2 separate regions of the Homo sapiens genome follow, and region 2 is linked to region 1. The links are chromatin contacts, found by Hi-C or POLR2A ChIA-PET in ENCODE. All regions are on one chromosome and are shown on one strand. The core of a region is the stretch at or near the end of the contact, and the rest is flanking DNA. Distances in the headings are between cores, read along the strand shown. Region 1 holds the start of SKI (SKI proto-oncogene). Region 2 holds the start of AURKAIP1 (aurora kinase A interacting protein 1).

Region 1 (3,911 bases), core at 834-3,333:
ACCATGCCCGGCTAATTAAAAAAAAAAATTATTTTTTGTAGACAGGGTCTCACTATATCGCCCAGGCTAGTCTTGAACTCCTGGGCTCAAGCGATGCGCCTGCCTTATCTTCCCAAAGTGCTGGGATTACAGGCGTGAGCCACCTTGCCGGGTTAAATATCACTTTTAAGGAAATGATCTTCTTACCCAGCTTTCTGGTGTGTGAACACACAGAGAAAGCCTGGCCTCCAATTGTGGGGGCCAACGGAGTGAATGGGAAGAGTCGGGGGACAGTGTGGAGTGTGAGGACAAGGAGACAACCCCCAAGGCAGCGGAGAGAGGGAGTATGGAGCCGCCCTGGGGTCACCTACAGGTAGGTCCTGGCTGCCTCTCTAGACACCTGCCCTGCCGCAGGTCCGGCCAAGACCTGCACAGGGACTCCGGGCCGGCTCCCCCAGGATAGGAACTGCGCCCAGGAGTGCTGGTTTGAGGCAGGTTCCAGCCTCCACTGGGGAAGTGAGGGGCAGGAGGTCCCAGCTGAAGGTCACTCAGGTTGCAGCGGCGTGGCCCTCTCGCCTCCGCCCAGCACCCAGGCCAGCTTGGGCACCCCCGGCCCGTGGGGCATGTCCCTCCGCCTCAGGCGAGCACAGACCGAGCCCTGCCCCTCCCCAAACACACCATTGCGTCCCTGCGCCCGCAGGCCTCGCTGGAAGCTGCCTCCCCTGGAGACCACCCGGCCGACTGTCCAACTTCGGGGCCCCGGGCTTCCCGCTCCCCGCCCTGCCAAGGCTTGAGTCTCTCCCACTGCGTGGCCAGGCGTGGAGGGCCGGCCGATCCGACCCCGAAAGACGTCTCAGCGCTCCACGGCCCCGGGGCGGAGGTCAGGGGTCTCGCCGGCCCGAACGCCGGGCCCCGCGGGGCCGAAGTCCTGATAAGCCACCTGGCAGGAGTGGCTGGCAGACCGGCTGCGTCTGGGGCACCGGGCGCCGCCCCTCCCAGGCCCGAAGCCCCCGGCCCGCGCAGCAGGGACACTCCGCCAGGGGCCGGCGGGCGGGGCGGGGCCGGCGCGGCCGGGAGCCGCGGACACTCGGCCACCGAGCCACCGGCCACGGCGCAGCGGGGGCCGCCGGGCTGCGCCGCCAGGGTCACGCGACGCGGTGCCCGTCTCGGCGCAGGGTCCCTGGGCGTGGCCGCTGTCCCCCTCGTGTGTGGGACCCCAGGTCACCGTGTGGCGTCCCGGTAGTGTGTGGGACCCCAGAGGCGTCCGGGGCCTCCCCGCTGTGTGGTGTCCCACCCTGGGAGAACCCCGGGTGCGTGGCGTGGCCCCCCGGCCGCCCCCAGCTGGTTTGCGGTCGTGGCGGGGGCCTGTGGGTTTCTGGGCCCCGACGGCGGCGAGACGGGCGCCTTCCCAGCGGCGCAGGAAGCGGCCTCGGCCGGAAGGGGGGCCCCGGGCGCCACCGCCGCCTCCGCCTCCGCCCGCGCCCAGCGGCCCTCGGCGGGCGGGGCCGAGCGGGGCCGAGCGGAGTCGAGCATGGCCGAGCGTAGCCGAGTCCCGGCCGAGCGGAGCCGAGTCATGGCAGGGCGGGTCCGAGCGTGGCCGAGTCCCGGGCGAGCGGAGCCGAGCGCGGCCGAGTCCGGGCGGGGAGCGCGCGTTCCTGGAAGAGCCCGGCTGGGGAGCGGGTCACATTCTTGGCCAGCGCTAGGGCTGAGGCGGACGCACGGCAACAAACAGCGCGGGGGGCGGGGCCGGCGCGGGGCGGAGCGGGCGGCGCGGGGCGGGGCGGCGCGGCGGCGGCGTGAGCTCAGCGCCGGGCGCTCAGTCCGAGCCGGAGCGAGCCGCCGGGAGGATGTGCGCCGAGCGCCCCGAGCCCCGCGCCGCCGCCGCGCTCTGAGGGCCGCGGGCGAGAGGCGCCTCCGCCGCCCCGGAAGCCGGGCGGGCGGGCCGCGGAGCCGGCGGGCGGGCGGGCCGGGGGCCGGCGGCGGGCGCGACGCGGCCGGCCAGCGCCGCCGGGACGAGCCGGGCGGGCGCCTCGCGGTGGGAGGAGCGGGGCGGCGGCGGCGCGCCGCGCGAGGACGGCCCGGCGGGCCCCGCGCCCGCGCCCCCGCTCCTCCCGGGCCCCTCGGCCTCGGCCGCCGCGGCGATTCGCGCCTCGCGGCGCCGGCACCTGCCCGCGCGCCCCCCGCGAGCCCCGGGCCCGCGAGCGTTGGCGTTGGCGTTGGCGGCGCGCGCCGGGGCATGCCCCGCGCCTAGAGCCCGGGGGGCGCGCGGGGGACGCGCGGGGGGCCCGGGCGGCGGCGGGCGCGGCGCGGGGCGCGTGGATGTGGCGCCGGGCCCGGGCGGCGGCGGGCTCCAGCGGCGGGACCCCTTCGCCCCGCCCGCCTTCCCCTTCGCGCCCCCGGGCGAGGCCGCGGCCGTGATCGGCCGTGAGCCGGCGGCGGGGGGCGGCCGGGGTCGGGGCCGCGGGCGCCGCCGGGGCGCGCGGGGCGGCGGCGGGGGCCGGGGGGGCCCGGGCGCGCGGGAGCGGGAGCGGCCGGGGGAGCCGGAGCGCACCATGGAGGCGGCGGCAGGCGGCCGCGGCTGTTTCCAGCCGCACCCGGGGCTGCAGAAGACGCTGGAGCAGTTCCACCTGAGCTCCATGAGCTCGCTGGGCGGCCCGGCCGCTTTCTCGGCGCGCTGGGCGCAGGAGGCCTACAAGAAGGAGAGCGCCAAGGAGGCGGGCGCGGCCGCGGTGCCGGCGCCGGTGCCCGCAGCCACCGAGCCGCCGCCCGTGCTGCACCTGCCCGCCATCCAGCCGCCGCCGCCCGTGCTGCCCGGGCCCTTCTTCATGCCGTCCGACCGCTCCACCGAGCGCTGCGAGACCGTACTGGAAGGCGAGACCATCTCGTGCTTCGTGGTGGGAGGCGAGAAGCGCCTGTGTCTGCCGCAGATTCTCAACTCGGTGCTGCGCGACTTCTCGCTGCAGCAGATCAACGCGGTGTGCGACGAGCTCCACATCTACTGCTCGCGCTGCACGGCCGACCAGCTGGAGATCCTCAAAGTCATGGGCATCCTGCCCTTCTCGGCGCCCTCGTGCGGGCTCATCACCAAGACGGACGCCGAGCGCCTGTGCAACGCGCTGCTCTACGGCGGCGCCTACCCGCCGCCCTGCAAGAAGGAGCTGGCCGCCAGCCTGGCGCTGGGCCTGGAGCTCAGCGAGCGCAGCGTCCGCGTGTACCACGAGTGCTTCGGCAAGTGTAAGGGGCTGCTGGTGCCCGAGCTCTACAGCAGCCCGAGCGCCGCCTGCATCCAGTGCCTGGACTGCCGCCTCATGTACCCGCCGCACAAGTTCGTGGTGCACTCGCACAAGGCCCTGGAGAACCGGACCTGCCACTGGGGCTTCGACTCGGCCAACTGGCGGGCCTACATCCTGCTGAGCCAGGATTACACGGGCAAGGAGGAGCAGGCGCGCCTCGGCCGCTGCCTGGACGACGTGAAGGAGAAATTCGACTATGGCAACAAGTACAAGCGGCGGGTGCCCCGGGTGAGTGGCCCCAGGCCTGGGAGCTGGGGAGGATGCGCTTGGGGTGGGGGCCCCTTCTGGACTACAGGCTCTGGTCTCCGAAGGCTGGGACCTGTGCTTCTGCCGTGCCCCATGTCTCCAGTCTTCGCTTTGTTTTAGGGAAATTCAGAGTGTTCCGACTGGCAGGGCCAGAGAGTTTGGTAGGAAGGCCCTCCTGCCCGTTCCCCAGGACGAGCCTGGAGTGCGGGCTGTGGCGGTGGGGTGGGGGGCCAGGCCTGGTGTGTGGGGAAGGCCCGCAGGCCCACAGGCATTGCCCAGATAGGAAGGCACAGGCCTCATGCTCCCGAGAAAGCGGCCTGCCCCAGGTCAGGGAAGTTAGGTCCAGCTGGGCCACGGCCCGGATGCCTCAGGCCCAGGTCTTTCTTGGGGTTG
Region 2 (3,837 bases), core at 1,135-3,634, 850 kb before region 1:
CCTGTCTCTAACAAAAATACAAAAATTAGCCGGGCTTGGTGGCGGGCACCTGTAATCCCAGCTATTCAGGAGGCTGAGGCAGGAGAGTCACTGGAACCTGGGAGGGAGAGGCTGCAGTGAGCTGAGATCGCACCACTGCACTCCAGCCTGGGTGATGGAATGAGACTCTTCCTCAAAAAAAAAGGGGGGGGGAATAATGCGTTCCTCCTCTTCACCCAGAGGAACGTGGAGACACCAGGGGCCTCTGGCTCAACCTAAGCCTCAGGGATTCTTCGGCCCTGTAAACGAGACCCTTTCCTCAGCCACCCCCCAGCCCCGAACCCCTTCTGGGACAACTCTTCCTGCTTAGTCCCCACGTCCACTCAGGGCCCCAGGAGATGGCAGACATGCCTGGGAAGGCCAACACCCTGGCCCTGTAGCCGGAAAGCTTGGAGGGCCACTGGAGGATCACGTCCACGGAGCCTGGCGGGCACCATCCACCACTGCCAGTGGTACCAGAACCTTTCCTGCCTTCCCAATGAGGCCCTCCCCGACCCTCCACTCATGAAATACACCTGAATCACCCCGTGCATTCCGGGTGCTCCCTAAACCCCAGTCCTGTCCCCCTGTACTTCTGCCATCCGGGTCGGCCTCCCCAGGGAATGTGGTGCTCAGGGAGGGGCTGTGGGATCTGTTCACAGTGATCCCACAGCACCTAGCCTGAACTGCACACAGCACACATTTGCTCACAGCGAGGCTGGGGCTCCTACAGGCCCAGCACCCTCTGGACGGCGGCCAAGAGCCAGCTAGAGAGAGGGACGGCCAATCTGCCACCCTGCTGCCCGGGTCTTCTGCAACACCTGGGACTGGCAGCAGCCTCAATCCTGAGAGACCTCACACCCGGCAAATGGAGCTCCAGACCCGCAGGAAAGGCTGAGTCCTCTGAGAATTTATTACTACGGATCACAGCAGCAACGGGCGGGAAGGGCGGCGCCAGACTCATTTGCCCCGCAGGTAGATCTTGGGGGTCTGCCAGCCTTCGGGGGCTTCCTTTAGCCCCGCCTTCAGCCAGATGCGCCTCAGGTCTTTCTCGAACTTGATCTGCAAGACGCAGAGAGAGGGACCGCCAAGTAATTCGTGGCAAAGAAACGTGTTCTCAGCACTTTGCCCTCCCAGGGCCAAGCAGGGGGCCACTCACCTGCTTGCGTCTCAGGCGTCCCTCCTGGACCTTCCTCCGCAGGAACCGCGTCTTCTTCACCAGCTTCCGGTACTTGTGGTGGTTCATCTTCCGCCGGCGGATCTTCAGCACGTTTTTGCACTGAATTTGAGGCGCATCCGCGACGCCTTCATCCCCCTGCTCGGCCCCTTCCCCTATCTGGCTGGGCGGACACTGGTAGGATTGCGGTGGAGCCACAGTCCCTGCGGTCCCGGTATCCAGTCTGGGCAGGAAGCAGCGGGCCGTGAGCCAGCTCTCCAGGGGGCTGACGGACATCTTCCTGGGGACCAGCATCTCCTCCAGCTCCAGCTGGGCCCCCTTGCGAGGGAGAGAGGCCGCCCTACCTGGGCCGGCCGGCGATGTGCTGTAAAGGGGCCCGCAGACCCGGCTGCCCAGCACTCCAGAGACGGGCCAAGGCGGGCGGCCGCCTGCAGAAAACCAGACGCCACGGTCACCGCTCGCGAGACCACACAGGCCCGTCGGGTTGAGGAGCAGCAGGTTCGTCCCAGCGAGGATCCCCCGCACCTCATTCCTGGCCTGAACCCCTGAGGTTCCCTCTGTGAGCATCGGAAGCTTAGAGGGGAAAGAGTGTGTGTGTGGCCACCGGCCCTGCCCCAGCGGAGCTGCTGAGACCCGCACTCCTAACCAGGTGTGCATCCTCCCATCCGCCCCCGCGCGGCTTCCTACCTGCCCAAGGAACGGCCCTCAACAGCTGGGAAGTCAGGCGCCCCAGGAGCATGGTCTGTGGGCGGCGGCCACAGGTCCCAGGGGAGCTGGAACACAAGTGCCCGTTCAGGTCAGGCGGCAGCGCCTTCAGTAGTCGCGGGCGGGCCGGGACTGGGGCGTCTGGTCCCGCCGCGACCCTCGCTTCCCTTCTCCCTCCGCCACCCCAACCCACAAGGAGGACTTTGCTTCCAACACAGCTCGCGCCCCGAGGCTCCCAAGCCCCCGACGCGGGCGGTGTCGCGCTCGGACGCACCGAAAGGTCCCAGAACGGGGAGGCCGGCCCCCTCCCCGGGTTCACCCCCGCGCGAATCGCGTTGCCTGGCGCCCGGACCCTCTCGGCTGGACCCCGGGCCCGCCTGCCGCAGCGCCCGGCGCCCTCAGGCCTCCCGCTGACCCTTCCCAAGCCCGACCTCGACGCGGCTCAAATTGACCGTTCTGCGGCCGCCCTCGGGCACTTCCGGTCCGTCCCCAAGTCGGCCCCGATCGGCAGCGGCCACCCGGCGGTTCCTACGCACAGCGCCCGCTGGCGTCCTCGCGGCCCCCGATTCTGCATTGGCTCAGGCCCCGCCGGGCCCGAAAGGCGACGGTTTCCGGTTAGTGGAATCACGGTCCCAGTCCTCGCGCGGTTCCTCAGCTCCGCCTGGTCCCTTACGGAGGCAAAAAACTACATTTCCCACAATCCCAGGGGGTGCGGGCCCTGGATATACCCGCAGGTCCAGAATCGTTTCCGGACCACCCAGGGGCCGGATTCCCAACGGGCCGACGGAAGTGCGGGCTCAAGACTACGGAAGTGACGTATCTGGCAACGGAAGTGGAGTTACGTGGAAGGCGGAAGCGTCTAGAGCTATTTCCCCCGTTTTTGCTAGAGACCAAGGACCCGGAATAAGCACTGAGCCTGCGGTACCGGGCCTCCCCGACTCCTCATTCCTGGGGTTAAAAAAAAAAAAATAAGACGCAGGCTGGGCGCGGTGGCTCAGGCCTGTAATCCCAGCACTTTGGGAGGCCGAGGCTGGTGGATCACCTGAGGTCAGGAGTTCGAGACCAGCATGGCCAACATGGTGAAACCCCGTCTCTACTAAAACTACAAAAATTAGCCTAGCGTGGTGGCAGGCGCCTGTAATCCCAGCTACTCGGGAGGCTGAGGCAAGAGAATCGCTTGCGCCCAGGAGGCAGAGGTTGCGGTGAGCCGAGATCGCACCACTGCACTCCAGTCTGGGTGACATAGATCCTGTCTCAAAAAAATAAATAAATAAATAAAATAAAAATCAGACTCACACTTTTTGTCTGAGAACTAAAAGCAGCCTCTCTGGTGGATTGGGTTTGGCTGAGCCCCTAATGATGCTCCCCAGAGTAGGCGCTGCCAACGTGTAGCTTCACCTTTCTACTCCAGACAGGCCCCTTTGACCTCCGTGAGGTTGGCTAATATAGAGACCCCAGCATGGACTTGCAGGGGCGCCTGGTGGGAGAGGGGTGTGGAGCAGAGCCTGCTGGGCCTGCTCGGAGACTTGCCTTGCAGGAGGGTCTTCCAGGGACGCTTAGCAGGAAGTGGAAAGGCCAGGTCATCTGCCGGGCCCAGCCTGGCTAAGCAGTGAGTGACAGGTAGGATAGGCCAGTGTGAGGACATAAAGTTCAGGCTCCAGGCCCACCTCTACAACTGAGGTCCCCAGATGACTCTACGTTACCCCTCAGAGGGGCTACTTGGGACTCCAAGCAGGAAGGTTTACGAACGTTATTTGCGGGCCCGCCCTTCACCCCTGCTGCACAGCTTCCCCTAGTGGATTTGGCCGTAAATGAGCAGACTGGTGCCTCCAGAGCAGCCCTCACCTTGGTGCCCCTGTGTTTGTCTTCACCCGGCTGGGGTCCAGGGAGATGCAAAGAATCCATCAGAGAACAGGTGAGCATGTTGAGAAGAACCA

The links. Hi-C counts contacts between places; a loop is a spot of excess contacts on that map. ChIA-PET counts read pairs that join two places held with the same protein, here RNA polymerase II (POLR2A). Pooled maps may share reads with other maps.
Region 2: a loop to region 1 is called in a pooled map, with 12 times the contacts of the local background. The contact joins the promoter of AURKAIP1 here to the promoter of SKI in region 1. A Hi-C loop is called at or near these places in 5 of 50 pooled maps. POLR2A ChIA-PET finds 5 or more read pairs at or near these places in 2 of 52 experiments (HEK293 and naive thymus-derived CD8-positive, alpha-beta T cell).

What each region holds. Positions count from the first base shown.
Region 1 is chr1:2,226,236-2,230,146 of GRCh38, forward strand. SKI (SKI proto-oncogene) reads left to right here and starts at 2,084. Exons shown (of 7, transcript NM_003036.4): 1 at 2,084-3,500. The coding sequence starts at 2,532. RefSeq lists an enhancer at 5-825 and a silencer at 1,145-1,914.
Region 2 is chr1:1,372,823-1,376,659 of GRCh38, forward strand. It overlaps AURKAIP1 (aurora kinase A interacting protein 1), which reads right to left and starts at 2,385. Exons shown (of 4, transcript NM_017900.3): 1 at 2,332-2,385; 2 at 1,883-1,968; 3 at 1,178-1,623; 4 at 914-1,080. The coding sequence starts at 1,934. The coding sequence ends at 979. RefSeq lists silencers at 2,126-2,175, 2,196-2,375 and an enhancer at 2,171-3,076.